3 separate regions of the Mus musculus genome follow, and all the other regions are linked to region 2. The links are chromatin loops, found by intact Hi-C in ENCODE. Cell type or tissue: heart. All regions are shown on one strand. Each heading gives the region's core, and the rest is flanking DNA. Links, peaks and the distances in the headings are about the cores only. Region 1 holds the start of Mpp5 (membrane protein, palmitoylated 5 (MAGUK p55 subfamily member 5)). Region 2 holds the start of Gphn (gephyrin). Region 3 overlaps Gphn (gephyrin).

Region 1 (8,108 bases), core at 1,133-6,132, 520 kb before region 2:
TATTTAAAAAAATAGAAAAAACTTCAAAAAGGAATAAATTGGGTAGTTATTGAAAAAAAAAAAAGGAAAAAACACAGATAGAAGTGAGGAGGGCAGGACATACAACCTTGGCAGTAATTAATATGATGTGGAGAAAGTAACTTACTGATTTAATTAACAATTAGTAAAGAGCTGGGCGTGGTGGCACATGCCTGCAATGCCAGTACTTTGGAGTCTAAGGCAAGAGAATGAGGAGTTTGGGGCCAGTCTAGTTACATTACCAGGTGTAGGTCTGCTTGGGCTACATACCAAGCAAGATGCTAGGGAGGAGAAGTGGGCAGTCACGTGCAATGAGAACACCACTAAAAGTAGAATACCAAAACAAGTGTGAAGTATTTACTTCACACTCATCACCTCTTCTACAACCCTAACTTGTCCCTGAGACCTAAAAATGTTCTGTACATACATAAGATGACTTCCAACTTAATGATCCTGTAATTTACTAAGTGTATAATAAACACTCCAAAATCAGCAAAACATCAGAGAATTAATAGGTCACATTAATATACGTAAGTCAGAACAATTTTTTCCCAAAACATTTCCAAAATATTGTACACGGTAACATATGAAAAGAAAGCATGAATTTTACCTGTGGAAAAGTTAAAAGAATATGCTAAATATTGTCATCTTAAATTTTTTGAAAGTCTGATGATTGTGACATTTAAATGTGTGTTAACTTTGTAAGACTACAGTGCTCACCAGTCCAATTTGAGTGTAAATGTTAATATGAAGGTAGTTTGTTTGTGATTAACATACAAGATCCATCAAAGGACTTCAAGGAGGTTATTCTCAATTATGTGAGTTTATTAATGCATGCTGTGCACACATTACAGGAGAAACCTCAACAGAAGAGAACACCAAACAGTGGCTCAGAACTCTGGTCTACACAGTATCTTAAACAAAGAACAGAAGTATTTTAGACATGACATGACAGAAAGCAGATTTGGCTTTTGTTTACATAGGTAGGGGACTATAGGTAGTGAGTCTGAGCTTTTTAATCAGACCACAATACAGTAGCCTAGATGGAGGGCTCAGCATTAAAGAGCTCTTGCTGAGGAACCAAGTTAAGCTCCCAGCACCCACAATGGGTGGTCCCCGAGAGCCTGTAACTCTAGTTCTAGGGGAATTCAATGCCTTCAGCTGCCACTGGCACATGCATATATGTGTCAATATCCCACCCCCATGAACATATAAATAAAATCTTTTTTCAAAAAAATTACAATTCCGAAGTCGACATGCATAGCTAAGTCACTGTACCACTTTGGATGACCCTTAGGTAGAATTATATTAAGTCTCTCATCTATTTTAACATTATATTTATATATGTGTATGTGTGTGTGTGTGTGTGTGTGTATAAAATCACTAAGGAGTCCACCATTATTTGTCAAATTCAAGGTGATGACTTTTAGTCATTCGTGGCAAATTTACTCAATTTTTAAAAGATTATGAAACGCTGGGTGTGGTGGCGCACACCTTTAGTCCCAGCACTCAGGAGGCAGAGGCAGGCGGATTTCTGAGTTCGAGGCCAGCCTGGTCTACAAAGTGAGTTCCAGGACAGCCAGGGCTATACAGAGAAACCCTTTCTCGACGCCCCCCCCCCAAAAAAAAAGATTATGAATCTCTTTTGATATCTTTGTCTTTTTTACTTATAAAGCTCTTTAAATTTTAATGTAAGCCTGCTATTACAGTTTAGAATGATCTTTAAAACAAGAAATCGTGTCCACAGAAATACTATAGAAACAGCTCGTCAAGAAAGGATAGTGTTCATTCCCACCAATACCTATACTTCAAAGACACCAGCACACCACATAATTTGTTACTGTTGCAAAAGTTAACAAGTTATTAATTTCTGGCATAATTTAAAAGGATAATTAGAATAGTATCATTAAAACATTACAGTGCCTTATTAAAACCAGAAATACCTTCCACCTTATCCGCTAAATCAAAACTTTAGAATTCTTGCTACACTGGCTTTCAGAATTTAAACTCTTGAAACTCTAAATTAGACACAACACACTAAGTAAAAACCCTCGTAGGTGCTGCATTCATTTTAGAGTAAAGTGTCATGGAAAACTTTTCGGCCGAATCTAAATTCCACACACATTACTGTGTGTCAGTCAGCTGGACAGAAGGAGAGAGCTATCCTTAGTCAGTTACGTAATTTACAATAAGGATCGTTCCGAGCGGCATTCATTGAAAGTAGCTCTACCAAGCATTTACAGGCTTCAAAGTTCACCGGACAATCTCCGTCTAAGTTCTGAGAACGCACTACTCTTTAGCAGTGGTCACAAGGAAGCAGGAACTGTTTATCCGCAGAACGCAATGAGTAGCAGAACACCAGGGGCTGACTCAGGCACCGGAACGCTGGCTGCATTCCGTCTTCCACGGGAAAGTGTTTCCCAGGCTGGTTCCCCGATCCGGCCAGGGGTGGGGTGAGGGAAGAGTCCCAGAGACTCGCGAACTCCGGGCCTGGGCGCAGCGAGACGACTCCCTGCCGTGCCCCCGGCAAGTCCGGCGGGGTGGCCCGCCACCGCGCCAAGGTGCGTCCCCCCCACCCCCACCCCCCGGCCCAGGGAACCAACCGGCATCGCGCGGGGAGCGTCCCTCCGAGGGACAAAGGTTGGGCTGCCACCGCGGCGCCCGGCTCAGCCTGGGGCTCTCCCCAGGGAACCCTGGCGGTGCGGCGGGTCTGGGAGGGGGTGCGAGCCCCGCCGCCCCTCCCCCGCCGCGCTCCCGGGAACCTGTTGATTAAGATCGCCACAGCCCGGGCGCTGCGGGTCCGCCCCTTACCTCCAAGCCCCGGCGGCCGCCGATCCTCTCTCCCTCCCTCGCTCCTCAACGCAGCCCAAGCAACAGCCCTCCGTCTGGCGGCCCTCAAAACACTGGATAAAGAATCCAGAAACTCCCGATTCCTCCCACCTCGGAGTCTCCAGTCCCCGCCCCCTCCTCACCGCCAGCCTCCTCCGTCGCCGCCGTCGCCAGCAACTCCTCCTCGAGGCCGCGCGAGACCGGCCCCCGCGGCTGACGCGAGACCGCGCACGCGCCCCTGGGACGCTGGCGCAGCGGGCGCGCCTATCCCAGGCCGTTCCTGGCGCGGCCCGCCCACGGCCCGGAGAGAGGCTGGAACGGATCGTCCAATCCTGAGCGCGCGTGGGGAGAGGGCCCGCTGATTGGTCCGCTCTTCCCCCCCCCCGCCTCCCGGGGGCTCGGCCGCGCGCACTCACCCGCCTCGAACTGCGAAGCGTTCGTTCTAACCGCTGAGTCGCTTCGCTGCCTCAGCCCACCTCCTCGCCTCTGTGTGGGGTCGCCGTGCTTCCCTGAGACGGACTCGGAAGCCGCTAAGGCTCGACGGGGCCTGGGAAGCGGTCATCTCCTGAGAAAAATCCGATTCCCTTGGAAGAGACCCCTGTTGTCCTGTCAGGCACATCAAAAATGCTAATGCTCAAAACAACCGTGACGCCAACACCTGGTTGTGTATAAAGTTCCACACAATTCCCTGATTCCACAGACGACTCCTTTCTGAAAACCAGGAAGGATGTCAAAGGCCACAGTTGTCACAGAATTCTCCGGAGAGGATTGGGAGTTACTTAGGCTAGTCCCAGCGCGAGTCCATGCTGTCAGGACACACCTATGCCACCATCTGGGAAGGGTGGGCACGGAAAGTGCTATGAAAGTGTGCGCGAGGAACTGGATTTGGAGCAAACAGAAATATGTTCTATGTAGAAACCTCTTCTGCTGGACCTAAATCCATTGCTTCAGCCTGTTGAGTTTTCTCAGGGGCACATGTCGTAGACAACTGTCCCTCTGTGCCTTCGTATATGCAATTAATCATGTCTTTATTTCCTCCCACCGTGGTTTTTAAGCACCATTCCCAATATACCCAGGCTCCTACCTACCTTTTTCCTCTTATGGGTTGTTAGTGTCCCCAAGGAATACTATGCCCTCTGAAGTAAGCACAACTTTTTTTGGGGGGTGGGGGGAGGGCGAAATCCTTCTCTTCCTGGATCATCAAATTCAAATCTTACTGACATTTTATTAAGTACTTAACGTTGTTTATTGGTGTTAGTAAGGCAGAGCCAAGGACAGGACTTTTTTACATACCACTAAAGACCTCTTTCCTTCTGTCAAACATACCTCAGTGGACTTTGAGTACAGACGGACAACTTCCAAATATATGTAACTGAACTGTCTGCTTAGTTCATCTTCACAAAGAAGTGAGAATTTGTGAACTGCAAGTGGACTGTCTCCAGAATTCCTAGACACTGTTAGCCACACACAAAAGGTTAGTGAGTGTTGACATTCCTTTCTACCTTTTTTTTTTTTAATGCATAAGACATTAGGTAACAAGTACTCTAGTTCCTTTTTTAAAAAGTGGTTCCCCCACCCCACCCCCTTTTTGGAAATGTTGACATAAAGCTAGCTTACTCTTGTTGTGAGGACTGTTCTGTGCATGATAATGTGTTTGACAAAATAGTTTCTGTCCCTTAGATTCCAGGCACATCTCCCTTTCCAAAAGTGACAAAAGATGTTTACAGATATAGCCAAAGGGTGGGAGGGTGTTCTTTTTTAAAAGATGTATTTGTTTTTTATTTTGTGTATATGCATATTTGCCTGCATTTATGTGTATGTGTTACCTATTGCCTGGTGTTTGGTGAGGCAGAGATCTTTGGATTCCCTGAGTCTCAGACTGCAGACAATTACAATTCACCATTTGGGTGCTAGGAACTGAACCCATTTCCTCCTCAAGAGCACCAAACATTCTTAACACTTATCTTTCCAGGCTCCTAGAAAGCATTTCTCTTCATACCTTCCAATAGCCCCATCCAGACAGCTTTCCAAAACATTTCTTCCCTAATGAACACCCCTGCCGGGTAACTACCTTGCCTTGCTTCCCCAGTTGCTTAGGTTTTCCTCTTGTAGGCTCCACTCTGATAAAATGATCAATCACTATTAGTGTGAAGCAATGGGGCAGCTGCTACTCTGGAAATATGGGAGATTCCTTTATAAAGTACAGGAAATTTTTATTATTTTATATCCTAAGTATAGAATATAAACTTTTTATTTTTAAAAAGAGAAGATTGTGGCAAATATGAAACCTATTCTTTGGTAAATAGAACATTTTCCAGAACCCCAATATCACACTAATTACTGGCCTTGTATGCAAAAATGGGTACCTGAAAGAGCAGAAAGTATAAAAACTGCAGGCAAAGTGATGAGAGTGCTATTATGTGGATGTGCAACAAGCCTTCCTGGACTTAAATTTTCTCATTTGTAACTTAAGAGGGCTTTTGTTTCTGATTTTATGACTGGGAGCTTCTGCAAATGGAGTCTAACATGGGTAGTACGGGAGTTAAGACAATATAACATTCATCCCAAAGTGGAATAAAATAGTAATCAGTAATTTATTTTAAAACCTCCTGTTTGAAGAACTAACTGTTCGTCCTTGTCAGAAGGCAGTCCACCTGCTGAGTCACCCTGGCTGATTTGTAACTAAACATTACGGATGAATAGAGAAAGCCAAACTGTAAAACCAACTGTAAGAAGAAGAACAACCATAGGACACGTTCTTCCTCCTTCTTTGTCTTGATATCTGCTTATATCACCCACCGATGTATTAAAGTAGTAGAACGCCATGCTGCTTTAAATTTGGGGGAACATTCAGAATAGCATTGTGCTATAGGAGTTGAAACAGCTGATAGACTCTGTCCTGGAGGAATTCACAATAAAGAGACAAGGTAAATACAAACAGTAAAAAAAGTATGGAAAATGAAATTAAAGAATCAAAGAAAGATAAAGTTCATGGCAAGAGGACCTTTACTAGCTAATTGGAGGTAAGGACAAGGACAAAGAATAAACTAGTCAGAATACCGCAATAATGGGAAAATAGGTAGGAGTTGAGATTTTTATTAAAGGCTACAAAATTTGATAGATTGGAGAAATAAGTTTAAGAGCTCTGTTGCACAAAATAGTGACTATCCTTAATCATGTATGGCATACTTGAAAAACAGAGTAAATTTTAAGGTTCTTACCACAAAAACTAAGCATATTAAGAAAAGTTAATTAGATCAGTTTGGCCCTTCTTCAAATATACACACATTTGAAAACATGTTAAACATCACAAATATATGCCATTTTCATAAATTAAATTTTTAACTAAATTTAAAATTAAAAAACAGACTGCATTAGTCATTTTCCAGCACTGTATTATAATAACCGAGAAACACAGAGAAAGGCCTAGTTGGGCTCAAGGTTTCAGTCCATGGATACTTATCACTCTTGCTCTGTGGCCCATACTCATGGGAGCAGGAACACATAGTGTGGCAAAGCAGCTCAGGTCACAGATGACAAGAGGAGGCAGAGCAAGAGAAAGAGTGCAAGGGATACTCTGGGAACAAGGGATACTCTTCGAAGGTCATAACGCACAGTGGCCAACTTCTTCCAACTAGGCCCTATCTACTAATAATTCACCCGTGATGTTCTTTTGATGCATTAATCAATCTATTGATGAAGTTGCCATCCTCTCAGGGTTGGGATTGAGAGGGACACTGAGGCAGATTTATCTTTTGGGTAAGAGAGTTACTAGAAAAGCTATTAATGCTATTGACAGACAACATGACAGGGTCTCCCAGAAGTCAGTCTCCAAGCCAGTCATAGGTAGATACCATGAAAGTTCAGGTACAACAACATGCAACACAATGGGGGTCCTTTCTTATAGGTCTCCAAGGAAGGGGGATGTTTCATAGTACTGCTTGCAGTTAGACTGTCTTCCTTCTCTGGTGGTTGGAAGGAGAGGGCTCCTGCATTTCAGGGAGGGAATTAATGGCTCTGAGGATGTAAGGGAAGTGGGGGAGAGCACATTTAGTTAAAGTATACCCACTATACCTAAGTCCTCTGATATCTAGCAGCCTGAGCCTTTAAAAGTCTTTATGGAAGTGGGAATTGAATCAGGAAATTTGCTTTTATCTTGCAATCAAGGTACCTGTGGAGTCTGTGAGATAGGGAGTCTGCTATTTCCCTTAGAGTGGGTGTAAAAAAAATAAATAAAAGGCTACTGCAAGTAGGTGTGGCCTTAGATTAGCCCTTAGCTCAAAACCTACTACTTTCATGATTCATTCATCTCTTAATTGTGCCAAAAAGCTGAGAACCAAACTTTTATTCCATGGCCCTTTAGGTGGGACACAATCCATATAAGCCATTTGTCTAAATTTGAATGGCATGTATACAGGAAATCAAAGTTTGGGTTTATTAACCCCAGTATTAGATGTTCAATATTTAGGATTTCAGTCATTGATAACACTTTAATTTATACATTTCTTAGTGGCTCTGTAGCAAGCTAAAGACATTTAGCTAAATAAAGCATGTTCCATGAAGAAATTTTATTCTGGAGAGTAGTAGGTAAATTTGGAACTTAGAAATTTTCTGATGAAGATATGATTATGACTAAGTTTCAAAAAGCAAGCCAAGTCTGTTCTTAAGAGATTGTAAAATTACACATATCATTTCATCAATTTCCCAATCAAATTTGTTTCATTTGCACAAAAAATATCAGTTACTACTTTAGCTCATGTTAGTATGTGAATGTCTGTGTGTAGGTCTGAGTAGTATATAGCCTAAATCTTCTATTCTCAAACTCATTTTGATTGAAATATAATTGCATAACAGCTTCAAACAGCTTTTGTGTCTGGCATGGTGGTATATGGCCTATGGTCACAGCTATTCCAGAAGCCAAGGCAAGGAGATCATCTGAGCCCAGAAATTAACCTAGGAAAGGTGGAGAGAGAACAATACCCAGATAGTTTGGCTAAGAGCTTTCTTAGTTTGTGTGAGACTCTAGGTCCCATCTCCAGCAGCGGCAAAACAAAAGAAGCTACATCAAGAGTAGTATGTGAAAGAAAGCTGTTTTCTGGAAAAGACTGGAACCCCTTCCTTAGCCTGCTTAGTCCTCTATGAGTAGAGTTTATGTGAAACAAATCACAAAATACAAAATACAAACAGGAAGGGAGCAGGACAACAAAAAACAGGATGGCCACATGCTTTGGGGCCTTTCTCAGCTCACTAGACCACTTCCC
Region 2 (8,108 bases), core at 1,559-6,558:
ATATAAATTCTTATTTTCTTGATAAAAAAGCAGTATTACTAAAATAACAGTACTTTATCACAGGCTGAGTTTTAAATCCTAAAATGAATCAAAATAGGCCAAAAAAAAAAAAAATGCCACTGCTAAACATTTCCCTTTCTTTTAAAATTCCAAAAAAGTTAATTCATATAATAAGCTGCACAGATTTACTATATTTGTTAAATTCATAACTGAAATGAAGATCAGAAAAACACTGAGGGAATGGAGGGTTTCAGAGAACAAATACTATCTTTCAACTGGCAACAATGTCATAAAGAAGTCAATTAAGAACTTTAGAAGTAACAATGCAGTATTGTTCAGACACACTGTAAAGTGTTTATAGGGATAGACCAAATTCCACTACTCACTACTTCTAGACAAAACACTTAAAATTACTACCGTGAAACATGCTAGGAAACTTTTTTCCCCACTCCAGTCTTGAAACAGAGATCCTTCTTTGACCTCAGTCTGACCAGAGCTGAGGTTATGGACATTTACCATCATGTCCAGCAGCACCAGGGCATTTTCTTAAATCATTCCTTCTACCTTTAAGAAAGCTACAAACTGTCAGGGCCATGGTGGTGCACACCTTTGATCACAGTGCTCAGGAGGCAGAACAGGCTGGTCTCTGAGTTCAAGGCCAGCCTAGTGTACAGCTGGAGTTCCAGGACAGTCAGGGCTACACAGAGAAGCCCTGTGTTGGGGAAAAAACAAAACAATACAATACAATAACAAACAAACAAAAAGGAAAATAAAAATAGAAAGAAGGTTATAAACTAGCTGGATATGTTGGCACACCTGTAATCCAGTACTTGAGATAAGGAGTGAGATGGCAGGATAGAGTTCAAAGCTAACTTGAACTACATACCCTTGTCTAGAGGAGAGAGAGAGAGAGAGAGAGAGAGAGAGAGAGAGAGAGAGAGAGAGAGAGAGAGAGAGAGAGAGAGAATATAACTTGAAAGAATCAAGTTTCAAGAAAGAATCAAGTTTCAAGAGTAGCCTTTTCTGGGGGGGGGGGGGGGAGTAGCCTTTTAATTTACTCTAAAATTCAGAAAAAATCATTTAAAGAAAAACTGTTCTAAAAATCCCAGAACTTGAATGACATAGCTTCACTTTCAGAGCATTGTTTTTCCCACTGTTCAAGATCACATGGAATGTCAATTCATTGAATTAAGCTGTTTGTAATAAAATCAACTACTCACAGATTGGAAGTTAGTGCTATTTCTTCTGATTCTTCCCCATGCTTTTAGGTTCTATCATAGTAGACAATATTGTATTTATACCAGTAATTCTTCAAGAAAAATCCCTAGAGTTACTTCTGATTTCAAATATCCATTCTATCATCAAACTCTATTGTCCTGTTACCATTTCATCTAAATCTGCGGCTACACCACCACCGGTATGGCTGACTTTTCCTCCCAGCCTGCTGTACTTCATTCTCCTGAAGCAGCTCCTCTAAACTGTCTTTAACTCCACTGCCAACCTTATCTTCTCTCCCTGACATTATGCCACCTACCTCTTCACCTGGGCTTTTCAAGGCCTTTATGCTGCATTTTTATTCTGCTCAAGAGCCTCATCTTCAATCACATATTTATTTATAAGGTTGCTGCAACTGACTTTCAACTCCCCTTTAAACTGCCAGTTTCTTCTTGACCCTATTAAACATACTAAATTTTTCTTTCAGGTAATCACATTTTCTGTTAATCAATTTGAACACAGAATCCCCTTAGCATCTATGCCCAAAATTCACAGGCAATATATTTAGACAACTTTTATATAGTAATGATACATTTTTCAACTGATCACTTATCAGTGTTATCCCTATCAGAGCATAGACAAGAGCTGTATCTTCAGAACCACTGTGTGAAACACCTATTGCTGTCAATTGACCAAAATAAAATAATTAACTAAGTAAAAATACAGGGTAAGAGTCAACAAAGCATGCTCTTCAAAAACAAACCATTCAGCTTAAATTTTAAACATCTAGGGCCTTTCGATTTCTACAGACAGCTGACATATTTTTGTTTCTATAAAATTTCACTTTCACTTATCTATTAATTTTCAAAAAACATGGCCAAAATTAAAAGTTAACGGTGGTAAAGGGTGTGAACACTTACACCACACTGTCAGATTCTTTTAAAAAATCAACACGATCAAATCTAGGAATTGTAAGCTACAACTGAGTTTTCATACAAGGAAACAGTTGCTGCAGGGAAAGATGCACTCCATCTGCATATTCTGATTGGGGGGGGGTGTCCTTCCCTGCAACTGATTTAGATCAGTTTCTTTACTCCAGAGGCGTTGATTCGGAAAAATTCAATAAAATGCTACTAACATCTGCAAATATGCATCATGGAAAGGAAGCCCAGTTACTAAAAATGGGAAACAAAAGCAGGGGTATCCTCTTTTCATAAAAGTCAGCAGCTAAATTAAACACTGTAGTCGGTATCTACTGGCAGAATCAAAGATTTGTTTCTACTTTATAATGAAAGCAAGTTTCATTCAATTTAGTTCCTTCCCGGGCATCATCTCAACCTGTCAGAATTCTACAAGAAAAAAAATTTAAATGAAATAGGGAAGACACTAGGATTCCCTTCTACATAGCTTCTTTTTCTGAAACCACATCACTAAGTCTTGGATTTCCTTTACTCCACAGTAAGCCTCAGACTCCAAATATAAATTCTTTAACCCCCGCTTCTCCGTTCAATTACACTTGAACCATGCCAACTACAGAACCTCAGCCGAAACCCCTACAAATAGGTTTGCAATTCATCTTGGAAGTCGTGCCCTGCAGCAACTGTCTATCTCCAAACTCAGGGATATCACCCAAATACAACGCAACGGAATCAGACATGCAGAGCACACACGACTTCCGCGAGGGAGGGAAACGCGACCCGGGAAAAGTGCGCTCCTCACCAGCCTCAGGACCATCCACCGGGGAGTGAGAATGGGAGGGGGGGGGTGTCCCAAAAGGGAGGGGGAGAAAAGAACCCGACAGAGGGAAATCCTTCCTTCTCAAGGGAAAAAAAAAAAAAAAAAAGGCTGGCTCTCCCGGCCACGGGAAGCAGCCGGTCCTCGCGGAGGAGAAGAGGCAGACAGAGAGGGAGGGCCCTGTGCTAGGAAAGGCAGAAGGAAGGCACTTTCCGGGGTCCGGACTAGAGCCTAGCACCCGGCTCCCGGGGGAGGTGAGGAGTGTCCCGTCGTCTGCAGAGGGGACAGCCGGCCGGCGAAGGGGCAGCAGAGGCGGAGCAGAGTTCGCCTGCCGAACCCCGAGTCCTGTCAGGCAGGTGCCATGGGGCCGCCGGGTGGGGGGGGAGGGGAGAAAAGGGGGTGGAGATGGGATTCCCCCCTCTCGGAAGAGCTTTAGTGGAGGAGGCGCCCGGCCAACCCCGAGCAGCGTGCTTCAGACTGCGGAGCAGGAATCCCGCCGCCCGCACCGGCAGCGCGGAGCCCCGCAGCGCCCGCCGCACCGGCCCCTCGGTCCCCGGGGGCCAGAGACTTTGGCTGCTAGGGCTCCGGGGCCTGACACCCCACCGTGCCTGCCCCAGCTCCCCCGGGGAGCACACGGGAACACCCGAATCCTCAGCAGCTCTCAGCGGTTGTAAAATACACCCCCCGGTCCCCCTCCTCAGCCTGCCCTCTTCCCGAGGCCGCAGGGAAGCACCACCGCGGGCGAGAAACCTCCAGCAAGTCGCGGATAGTAGCCGTTGCGGCTCCCCCGGACCTCCTCCCCCCGTTACCTGTGAGGACTCCGACACGGATTTGATGGTCGTGGTTGGTGAGGATCATTCCCTCGGTCGCCATGTTTCCCAGCGCAGTCACCGCACTGACAGGAGCCAGGAGAAGCCGGAGCCCGGAGCGCGCCGGCCGGGAGCGCGCTTGCCTTGGAGAGCGCGAGAGCGAGGGCGCCCGGGGAGCGCGAGGCGAGCGGGAAGGAGGGGGCCGAGCGCCCGGTGGCCTGCGTGGGGTGGGGGGGAGAGGCCGCGCCAGGAGCGCGCGGGTCCGCGGAGGGGGCGGAGTCGGGCCGCGCGACCCCGAGTCCGGCCGGGAGGAAGCGATCCCGGGGTGGGAGTAGCGGCGGCCTCGCGGAAGACAGAGCGCGGAGGCGGCGGGGCAAGGCCGGCGAGACCCAGAGGCTCTGCGGAGTGAGACCCAAGACGCCTGGATGGCAAGAGACTGAGAGGGGGAAAAGGGAGCACACGCTCTGGAGGTTGCGGGGGCGGACTCGGGGACAGGGGCGGAGCTACACCCCGAGGCGTGCAACTCGTGGAGAGTGAGGGGAGGAGTGCGAGCTTGGCTGCGGAGTGCCGGGAGCGGGAAGGAGCCGGCCCAGCCTAGAGTGGGACCCAAGGAACGTTCCTGGGCGCGCGAGTAGCGCGGGATTGGCTGGGCGGACGCGGTGCGGGTGCGCGCGAGGCACGAACGCAGCCTCGGCGGGCCCCAGACAGAAGCAATCCCCCGCCGAGCCGGCAGCCTCGTCAGTTTTCCGCCGCCTCAGGCCGGCCGGCTCTGCCCGCGATGGAGCCACTCCGGACCAGGTGCGGCAGCGAGGTGGGCTCACCTCCTCTGAAGGCACCGGAGAACCTAGAGGTGGCTTAAGGAAGCGGCATGGGTGGCAGAACGGTGGCCGCTGTGACGAGAGTCCCCTCTCGGGCAGAGATAGGTTACCCTGTGCCGCCCCAGCTGTGACCTGCAGTCAATGCTCCCTCTGACTTCGCTTTGGCCCCGCTCGGTGACAGCCTACCACAGACGTCGTAGACGGAGCTTATGTGTCTGCAGCAGGGCACGTGGAGTGGAGATTCCTCTCTCTCTCTCTCTCTCTCTCTCTCTCTCTCTCTCTCTCTCTCTCTCTGTCGTCCCCTAGATGCTGTGACATTTAAGTTTCAGTGTTTCTGGAATATGGAATTACTCTGAAAATGTGGTCATTTAGTTCTGTGTCTTTCATAAAGTGTTATTAGCCACCTCTATTTTGTGTAGGTTTGCTAAATATCCTTTTCTGGCTTAAGTGTGTGTATGTTTTCTCATTTGTTCACCATAGTAAAACCTAAAAGCAAAACAACAACAAAAAAAGTATCAAAACTGTTTAATAATCTGCTCTTAGTCTAAAATCTCAATTATATGGTTATGTGCGGTTTGTATTGTTCCAGTAAGAACATAGCATTACTCATTCTATTCACTAAAGATTCACATTGTGCCTTTATATAAGAGGACAAAGGAAATGATGGGTGGAGTTGAGAAAGGATAAAATAATTCGTTTTTGAAGATATGTATACTAGTATTTCTGGCAGTGGATTAAATTTGTAAGCCAGATCATGAACTCACCTCCCATAATTACTACCAAAGATCCTAGTGGCAAAACAAGTTCTAACTGGTCTCAAAAAGAGGGAGATTGCTGAGAAAGTATGCCCAAATGTGTCACTTATCTCAAACTAAAGATGAAATAAAAATTGTTGATTACATCATAAGCTTTCAAGTCTATTATAGTCTATGTGGTACATGCAAATTCTATATGATTGGGAAAGTTTCTTAGTATTTAGAACTTCTAAACCTGCCCACTAACAGGTTCCTTCAAACTTTAAAGGTTAATAGATTAAATGGGCATGCCCTCCAACTTAGAATAGTTTATAATTTTTTATGGGAAAATAACTAGCACTTTCACAAATCAATAACAGAACACAGGACTTTCTGCATCTATAATAGTAGTAATGGTGAAATTCATTTTCTTTTCTGTACTGTGGCGTGAACTTTGAGCCTCACACACACTAAGCAAGAATTCTACCACTGAACTAAGTCTCTGATTAATTCATTAAAAGGTAGTTGTGTAGGGGGACTATGAAGTCTTAAGATTTCATGGATTACTACATTTTACTAAATATTAGTACTAAGATTACTGAAAAATAATGAAATTATTAGTCAGTTGTAGATGCTTGTTTTCCAGTTATTCAATACATATATTCCTCTCCCAGATTCCATAAGCTATAACAATTAAAATGTATACAAGAAAAACTTTACTGTCCCCAGTTCCCACAATTTTCCTTTCTGTGACTTCCATTTCCATATTATCCATGGTCCAAAAATATTAAATAGAAACTTCAAGTTAGAAAGTATATATATGATAATATTCCATTGTATACATGTGGTATTCTGAAGGATAAAGAAAGTTAAAGTTCCTCAAGGTAAATCATTCCAAAGTTTTGCATGCACACCATTCTTAGTGTAATACAATCACATGTAATCCCATTTGGTCCTGCCTGCACTGAGAATCATTCCCCTGTTCAGCACACCGAACCGAAGCAGCCATCCCTTAGTCACTGAACATTATCTTGGTCATCAGGGCAGTTGTCCCAGTACCAAGTGCTTAGTAGTAGCAATTCAGCTATGCCAAAGAGAAGCTGTAAAATTCGCCCAACAGTGAAAAAGTAAAAGAGCTCTCTGGTGTTACTAATGAGTACAGTGAGAACTAATAAGGAAAGTCTATATAAGATTTGAGACTGTAAAATTTCTAGTATACATTGGGAGTTTTAGAATCAATAGTGGAATTGCCATATTACAGTATATGGCACTATTACACTATAGAAAAATCTCAAAAGTCATTCTAAAATTGAGTATCAAGGAAACTTTTCTGGATACTAGAAGTAAAGTAGCAGTTTCAAACATTAGCACTTTATCTTAGAGGAAAAAGTTTTGTTTATTTGTGACGAATTGGAGTTGGCCAGGAGTTTATTGTGTTTATTTGGATTTAATAATTAAAAATAAAAGTTTACCATCTAAAACAAAATAAAAGGTAAACATAGTTTCATTATGAAGGTGAAATATGTTCATCAGAAAAAATCAAATTTAAGATTTTTTTCTACAGGTAGTGTATTTACACTTTACTAACTTCTGCTTTTCCTTTATCAGAATTTTAATATAAATAAGACAAAATCTTACTGGGCTTTGCTGGGGCAAGAAAATACTCAGCTCTAGACACTTTCAGAATGGATTATACCACTAAGGCTTAGTTCACAGGTCTGACTGGCTAATGTCCAGAACTAAAACCCACTCCATTAAGGATGTGTTTAAGTACCCTTTCAAATATACTTAATACCACCAAATAGTGTACTTTTCAGTGGATAAAATGGTGGACATTGTATGTATTTTACTGCAAGTAAGAAGTTGGGTAGAAAGTGAAGCTTTGATTTTAGCCAATAATTTCCTCAAAGAAAGCTAAATCATCAAGATGAACTTCAAGAGGCAGGCAGATTTCTGAATTCAAGGCCACCCTGGTCTACAATGATAGTTCCAGGATAGCCAGGGTTATACAGAGAAAGCCTGTCTCGGAAAAAAACAAAAACAAAAACAAAAAAAAACAACAAAAAAAAGATGAACTTCAGATTGCATCACTGTCCTAGGATCATCATAACTAAGTACCATAAACTCTGGGCTAAAACTACACATTTATATCTCATGAGGCTAGAAATCCAAAATCAACTTGGCAGTAAAACAAGCATCTACAACTGACTAATAATTTCATTATTTTTCAGTAATCTTAGTACTAATATTTAGTAAAATGTAGTAATCCATGAAATCTTAAGACTTCATATTCCTAACATTTCCTCTGGAAACTCTTTAGGTCCACTCTTATTCCTAAACTCCTAAATTAGCTTCTTTTATTATTGCAGAAACAAAATTACAGACAAAAGCAACTTACAAGGTATATATTTGGGCTTCTTTGATGGTAGTTGTTCATCGTGGCCGGGAAATAATAATATTAGGACCTTGTGGCAGCAGGTTACATTGCATCTTCAGGAAACAGGGTGATAATGGTGGTACTCAGCTAGCTGACTCCTTTTTCAGTCCAGGACCCCAACCCAGGGAATGATACTACCAAGTTACAATGGGTCTACCTCCTCAATTATCCTAATACAGAAAATTCTTCAAACACCTGCCTTGGGGCTTTGTTTTCATGGTGATTCTAAATCTCACCAACTTGGCAATCAAGACTGTTTATCACACCCCCAGCTTTCTCCACTTTTTCCTGAGGGTTCCAATATATACCACCACCTACATATTCTCTCATAGATAGGAGATAATTTCTCAGGTCTATACTG
Region 3 (8,108 bases), core at 1,397-6,396, 110 kb before region 2:
TTGATTTTCTGAAGTCCACCTTTTGAGTTCTTTATATATGTTGGATATTAGTCCCCTATCTGATTTAGGATAGGTAAAGATCCTTTCCCTATCTGTTGGTGGCCTTTTTGTCTTATTGACGGTGTCTTTTGCCTTGCAGAAACTTTGGAGTTTCATTAGGTCCCATTTGTCAATTCTCGATCTTACAGCACAAGCCATTGCTGTTCTGTTCAGGAATTTTTCCCCTGTGCCCATATCTTCAAGGCTTTTCCCCACTTTCTCCTCTATAAGTTTGAGTGTCTCTGGTTTTAAGTGAAGTTCCTTAATCCACTTAGATTTGACCTTAGTACAAGGAGATAAGTATGGATCGATTCGCATTCTTCTACATGATAACAACCAGTTGTGCCAGCACCAATTGTTGAAAATGCTGTCTTTCTTCCACTGGATGGTTTTAGCTCCCTTGTCGAAGATCAAGTGACCATAGGTGTGTGGGTTCATTTCTGGGTCTTCAATTCTATTCCATTGGTCTACTTGTCTGTCTCTATACCAGTACCATGCAGTTTTTATCACAATTGCTCTGTAGTAAAGCTTTAGGTCAGGCATGGTGATTCCACCAGAGGTTCTTTTATCCTTGAGAAGAGTTTTTGCTATCCTAGGTTTTTTGTTGTTCCAGATGAATTTGAAGATTGCCCTTTCTAATTCCTTGAAGAATTGAGTTGGTAATTTGATGGGGATTGCGTTTAATCTGTACATTGCTTTTGGCAAGATAGCCATTTTTACTATATTGATCCTGCCAATCCATGAGCATGGGAGATCTTTCCATCTTCTAAGATCTTCTTTAATTTCTTTCTTCAGAGACTTGAAGTTCTTATCATACAGATCTTTCATTTCCTTAGTTAGAGTCACGCCAAGGTATTTTATATTGTTTGTGACTATTGAGAAGGGTGTTGTTTCCCTGATTTCTTTATCAGCCTGTTTATTCTTTGTGTAGAGAAAGGCCATTGACTTGTTTGACTACTAGAGCTATGTTTTATTAAAAATACCTACTTATAAATATTGAAATAACTATGATGTGTTTTACATAGAATCTTTTTTGTAGGAATAGGGAGTACCAATATATAAATCTCACTTTAAAAGTATTGTTCTAACCATCAGATCCTTCTACAAAAGCCTATACTAAACAAAAGTGGAGAACCAGCATGAAATCAGGTACCGATTCCATCCAGCTACTTCATTGAAGCTGTTTATCAGGTTTAGGAGTTCTCTGGTGGAATTTTTAGGGTCACTTATATATACTATCATATCATCTGCAAAAAGTGATATTTTGACTTCTTCCTTTCCAATTTGTATCCCCTTGATCTTCTTTTGTTGTCTAGTTGCTCTGACTAGGACTTCAATTACAATGTTGAATAGGTAGGGAGAAAGTGGACAGCCTTGTCAAGTCCCTGACTTTAGTGGGATTGCTTCCAGCTTCTCACCATTTACTTTGATGTTGGCTACTGGTTTGCTGTAGATTGTTTTTATCATGTTTAGGTATGGGCCTTGAATTCCTGATCATTCCAAGACTTTTATCATGAATGGGTGTTGAATTTTGTCAAATGCTTTCTCCGCATCTAGTGAGATGATCATGTGGTTTTTGTCTTTGAGTTTGTTTATATATTGGACTATGTTGATGGATTTCCGTATATTGAACCATACCTGCATCCCTGGAATGAATCCTACTTGGTCAGGATGGATGATTATTTTGATGTGTTCTTGGATTCGGTTAGCAAGAATTTTATTGAGTATTTTTGCATCGATATTCATAAGGTAAATTCACCTGAAGTTCTCTATCTTTGTTGGGTCTTTCTGTGGTTTAGGTATCAAAGTAATTGTGGCTTCATAGAATGAATTGGGTAGAGTACCTTCTGCTTCTATTTTGTGGAATAGTTTGTGCAGAACTGGAATTAGATCTTCTTTAAAGGTCTGATAGAACTCTGCACTAAACCCATCCGGTCTTGGGCTTTTTTTTGCTTGGGAGACTATTAATGACTGCTTCTATTTCTTTAGGGAAAATGGGACTGTTTAGATCGTTAACCTGATCTTGATTTAACTTTGGTACCTGGTATCTGTCTAGAAACTTGTCCATTTCATGCAGGTTCTCCAGTTTTGTTTAGTATAGGTTTTTGTCGAAGGATCTGATGGTTAGAACAATACTTTTTAAGTGAGATTTATATAATGGTACTCCCTATTCCTACAAAAAAGATTCTATATAAAACACATCATAGTTATTTCAATATTTATAAGTAGGTATTTTTAATAAGACATAGCTCTAGTAGTCAAAAATTTAAATCTAAGTGGAACTACATTATTTTCCTAATTTGAGAGATTCCAATTGTGTTTTTAACCACTCATGTAAATTCCTAATCTTCCAAAACAATATCTCTGATATACAGGTCAAATTTAAGTACATTATTACAAATTAATTACAAAATCAAACTGAGTTATCTAGCACTAAGCCTTCATATGAACACCACAAATTTTGAAATTTAGCCTTGGGATAAGACCAAAAACAAACAAATAAACAAACAAACTAAAACAAAATAAAAACAAAAAAACAAAATCAACAACAAAAAACCCAAACAAGGAAATATACTGTTTTCATCTTCATTAACTACCTGTAACTAACCAAAAAAAAAAAAAAAAGATTATACAGTATTACTATAGTCATTACTAAAATAAACTCAGCAGAATCATTATATCCAATTAATAAACATTTTCTTATTGTGTTTCTTTAAGAATAATATAGATTCCAAATAACAATTTACCTCAAATGTATATATTATTAGCACTCCTATTGAATTTTTGTTCTTCAGTGTATATTTTTATTATAATAATAATCATGAAAATACAAGCTTGATTACTAGCTTGATTATAATCAATCTCATCAGAAAATAATCCCTAAGCATCAACATGCTTGGCTCAGAACTTCCCAGAAATCTTGTCTTCATAGCTTACAGCCATGTACCAGGTTGTATCTGTAAATCTGCTATTCTCCTTTAACTATTATCTATAACTCAAACTAAAGGGGAATATAACATACTGAAATACTTGGTAATATTGTCTAAAGCTGTAGTTGGCAAACATTTTTTTTCTGAAAAGGCCACAGCACATATTCTCTCATTCCTCCCAACATGACACTTTAAAAAATATTTTTACTTGAAACAGAATCACATCATTTCCCCATCTACCCTATAGAAAACACTCTTCCTTCAATACCTCCGTGCTTCTCTCCTACTCTCAAGCTTTCCTTTGATTATTATTGTTATATACATAGAAACATATGTACATATAATACATATATACTACCTACTGATTCTGTTTTTATTGTGTGTATATAAATATGTATACACACACGGGCTCGGGCACACACACACACACACACACACACACACATTTTTTCAGGACTGACCATTCCGGAACTTTTTTTTAAAGTAAAAATATCTTTTCTAAGCTCAAAAGGATAAAATCAAGCTTCAGACAGATTGGCACAAAGGCTGTCAGCCAATTCCTAGTGAAGAAGTACAGCTTATAATTCAGCAAATTGTGCTGATCTGCTTTAACCAGTTGGTCCTTCAGATTTATCCTTGGATCTAGTAGATGGCTGCCACCCAGTGGCCACCATCAGATTTTCACTTATCTGAACTGTTCATGAAACAAGCTCAAACACTTAGGAAGTCCGTACACTACACAGAATACGTTCAAGGGCTTTATTTACAAATTTAAATGAATAAGAAACTTATTAGAAATCCAAGAGTTAAATTAGATTTTCCTCACACTAAAACAAACTAATTCACATGCATATATCAGTAATAACAGTAACAGAAATAGAATGGCTGCAATGTTGGGGAACAGCAAATAACATAATGTACAGAGATAGTATTGATACCAAGAGCAGGGGTTATTTTTCTCTCTCCTTTGGCTGTTTGCTCCAGACTGGATACAAGCCCCACAATTGTTCCTCTCCATGTAATTTTTAAAATTTGGAATTCACACCATCTCATGGACTTACATTACACTGAAGTGTTCCAACTCAGATTTCAGCACTTTTAAACCCCAGTACTCAGGAGGTAGAAGTAGGCAAATTTCTAAGTTTTACGTCTGTTATGAGTTTGAGGCCAGCCTGGTACATAGTGAATTCCAAAACATCCAAGACTATACAGTGAGACCCCATCTCAAAAAAATAAAAATAAAATAAAACAGACTTTAGCACTTTAGTCAACTCCTATAGCCCAGCTTTCCCTCAGAAAAATAATGACAGCAACTGTATTCATTCAATAACATCATAAAAGTTTAAATCTCTTCACTCCTTCAAAGTTCAATCTGTTCTTCTCTTATCCCACTATGTCCATGTACTCTGACTTTAGCACTTCCAAGGAGATAAAGTACATGGGAAGCTTTGGTGATTATTATAAAAGTATAACAATCAAAATACTGTTGTACTGTCACAAAATAGAAAACTTGATCAGAGGAAAAGGAAAACAGAAAATAGAAATAGATCCTCACATTTGTTATAAGACAATGATACAAAGCAATAAAGTTGAGAAGAAATACAGGTCTTCATCATATAATGTTGGAAAACTAAACAATTAAAGAAACTGGTTTTAATACAAGCCTCAATCTATATGTAAAATAACCCTTAAAATACATAACAGATGTAAAACTTTGAATTGCTTAACTTCTAAATATACATATTAGAAGATCATTGAGTTTTTCTTTAAGGACTTGGGAATTTCTTAGAAGATATAGAAGAATACAATCTGTGTGAGAAAAAATGATGAGAATATAACTTTTATAGTGAAATAATCACACAATCATAAAAAGTTGAAAAAAGTATAGAATTCACTGTGCTTCCCCAGTTGTGACATATTATTTATTGTAATACTAAAGCTAGGCCATCCTCTGCTACATATGCAGCTGGAGCCATGGGTCCCTCCATGTGTTGTACACTATTGTTAACTAGCATACAAACATCAATTTTCACCAATATTTGTATGTATATGTATGTATTGATTTAGTTTGCTTCAATGCAATTTATATCATGTTTAACTACTACCAAGATACACAATAACTTCAAAACTAACCCGAGGGTAGAAACAATGCTCTCATTATTACTCTCTGTATTATATACCTATACTATCTAGTCCTCATGGCAATCACTTATCTGTTCTTCATTCTAACGGGTTTTGCTTGTTTGCTTACTTGCTTGCTTGCTTTTGGGGATGTAAAAATGGAATCACAGGCTATGTAACTTTTTGAAGTTAATTTTCTTTATTGTATGCCTACCCTGTACTTTACATCTATTATTACAAAAGTACAACACTCTCCAGCCAAGGAAGCAAGTAGGCTAATTACAGGACTTCACCTCTTCCTTCACCATTACCAAATAAATCCCTCAGTCTCATCCCCATCTCTAAGGAAAAACACCAGCTACAGCTTCACACACACCTCAACCCCAGTGATCACACAGATCTTCACACACACACACACACACACACACACACACACACACACACACACACACCACAATTTGCTTTACCCCAGGCACCAAATACAGCAGGCATTTCCTGGGAACCCACAGGCTACCTCCGCCAGAGAAACAGGTAGACAGCTATAGATCTTCACCTCTCCCCTATACCCAGCTCTAAGGCAGGCCTCCTGCTTTCTGCAGCCTCTCCACACTCTCTGCCCTTATTCCCAGAGGACTAAGTAGATCCTGCTGGGACACTCTGCTTTCTTTCCTTTTGTGAACCCACTCAGCCTCGCCCCTCCTATCCCATCCCTACTACTCAGTATTAGCTCCCAATACCTAAAACATATTTCCTGGAGTCCCAGTGACCACACCATATAATGATCCTAGAAAAGAAAATTCTACCAGGTAACATACAGCCATCATCCTCTCCTAAGAACAAGAGAGAAAAACAGAAAGTAAGGCACAAACAGACACCCAACAAAGACAGGACCAGATATCAGCACCTAGAATTCAGATACCTAGATGCCAAAATAAAACTACAATCAAGAACAGTTAGGACAATATGTCTCCCTCCACTAGAGCCCAGCAATCCTATCACAGCAGGCCCTGACGATTCCAACATAGCTGAAGCACAAGAAAGACCTTACATTTGCCTTAAAGAGGGAGTAAATAAATCTCTTAAGGAAATCTATTAAAACACAAATAAACAGTGAAAGAAAATGAATAAAATAGTACAAGACAAGATTGTGGAAGTAAAATCAAATAAACCCAGAGGGAAATCTGAAAATAAAAAATTTAGGAATTCAAGCAGGAACCTCAGAGGCAAACCTCACCAACAACATAAAAGATGGAAGAGAGATTCTAGGTATTGAGGAAATCATACAAAATATGGATATCTTGGTCAAAGAAAATTTAAATCTAAAAATAATCCAGACTCAAAATATCCAGGAAATCTGAGATACTATGAAAAGACAAAATCTAAGACTAATATGAATAGAAGAAGAAGAAACCCAGCTCAAAGGCACAGAAAAATATTTTCAATAAAACCATAGAAAATATTTTCTCTACCCTAAAGAAGGAGATGCCTACTAAGGTACAAGAAACATATACAACACCAAATAGACTGGACCAGAAAAAAAAGTTCACTTGGCACCAACTAAACAAAGCACTAAACATACAGAATACAGAAATAATAATAAAAGAAATATTAAAACTTGCAAGAAAAAATACCAAGTAACATGAAGGCAGACCTATTGGGATAGAACATGACTTCTCAATGGAGACTAGAAACACCATAAGGGACTGAACAGATGTTCTACAGACTTGAAGAGATCTCAAATGCCAGCCCTGAAGTAGAAATTTTTGGTTTCTTTGGAGACTCAGATGTGCCATATGATGTTTTTTAGGAAAATATCTATGAGGGGATGTTTTTGCTGAAGCAGACACATGGGAGGATGTTTTGCTAAGAACAGACATGTGATGTGTTTTTTGTTTGTTTGTTTGTTTTTTGGAAGCAGAAGCCTGGAAAAGGGCACATGATATTTTGCTAGAGTGGACACTCAAGAAAACCCAACAGTGAACGCTGCTGTATGGTATTGGTTTGCCTTGCCATTCTTTGTTGGTAATCATTCTTTCTTGCTAATCATTGTTGGGCTTTGTTGATGCTGATCTTCACTGATGGCAGTTTGTGGTATTGGTGTTTGTCAGAAAAACAAACAAACAAACAAAAGAAAAGAAAAAAATCTCATTATAGAAGCTGCAATGGATCGAAGTATGTTTCGCCATACTCTTTTGTCCACATTTCTTTGCTTGTAAATGTTCATTGCAATAAGTCATTGGTTCAAGGCCTCTGGCTTTTGTGACACTATCAATACTAGGTTGGTCTTACAGGAACTCCTCTCAGATATCCTATTGTTGCCCTGTGATTTGGAGACTTTTCACAAGTTGCAGCAATTTATTAATAGGGGCAATTTTGGGGTGGGCCAACTTATATCCCTGTATTTGGCGGTAGCTGAGGTCATCAGTCTGCCAGCTCTTCCAAATCCAACCCAACAAGGCAGACTCTCAAGCACTGTCCCAGCTAACTCATTCAATGCCACAGCTACAAGGGGGAGAGCCAACATTCCTGCTCTCATGCTCACTCAAGACAGCAGGGCCAGCTCTACTGTACCTCCTGGGAGAGGCTAGAAGGAACAGGCTCGTGGTGAAGGGTGGGGCCAGATCTCTAGCTCTCATGCTTCCAAGGATAGCTCTCCCACAGTAATCAAGAGAGGGGTGGGGCCTCTTCTGTACAGTTAGTTATCAGACATCAACATGGCCCGCGTAGCAGCCTGGTATAACAGACTCCCTACTTCAGGGCCATTAATCCAGACATGACCTTCATGGCATGCCATGGCTCTCATGGTAGCATGGGTCAGAGTCTCACCATGGCCTTAGGTGACACTGTTGTTTACTCACATCAGGCTGTTCCTCACTACCCGTGAGTCTCCAGTTTTGTCTCTCTCCATTGTACATCTGTGTTTTTTTTCCTCTTCCATCTCCCCACCACTTACTTGCTCATCTTCGTTGTTACCCAGGGCCTCTGGGGTCAGCTAAAAAGTGGTCTCAGGATTGCTAT

The links. Hi-C counts contacts between places; a loop is a spot of excess contacts. Peaks named below come from ENCODE experiments on the same cell type or tissue, not always from the same donor. Only the 100,000 strongest peaks of a DNase experiment are listed, where the experiment ranks them.
Region 1: it touches region 2 in a loop (5-fold over the local background); 14 of 42 quality-filtered maps call a loop at or near these places.
Region 3: it touches region 2 in a loop (2.6-fold over the local background); 2 of 42 quality-filtered maps call a loop at or near these places.

Annotation. Positions count from the first base shown.
Region 1 is chr12:78,743,828-78,751,935 of GRCm38, reverse strand. Mpp5 (membrane protein, palmitoylated 5 (MAGUK p55 subfamily member 5)) reads right to left here and starts at 2,989. Exons shown (of 15, transcript NM_019579.3): 1 at 2,830-2,989. In heart, for the core only: no CTCF peak of the experiment used is centred there; DNase peaks (open chromatin) are centred at 2,425 and 3,075; H3K4me3 peaks cover 2,654 bases; H3K27ac peaks cover 1,894 bases; H3K27me3 peaks cover 294 bases.
Region 2 is chr12:78,222,492-78,230,599 of GRCm38, reverse strand. Gphn (gephyrin) reads right to left here and starts at 3,945. Exons shown (of 23, transcript NM_145965.2): 1 at 3,759-3,945. The coding sequence starts at 3,822. In heart, for the core only: a CTCF peak has its summit at 4,598; DNase peaks (open chromatin) are centred at 2,869, 3,219, 3,929 and 4,129; H3K4me3 peaks cover 3,074 bases; H3K27ac peaks cover 2,574 bases.
Region 3 is chr12:78,327,825-78,335,932 of GRCm38, reverse strand. The region is part of intron 1 of Gphn (gephyrin); the gene reads right to left. Among named protein-coding and RNA genes, the nearest start is that of Gphn, 110 kb to the right of the region's middle. In heart, for the core only: a CTCF peak has its summit at 3,638 (motif pointing left); no DNase peak of the experiment used is centred there.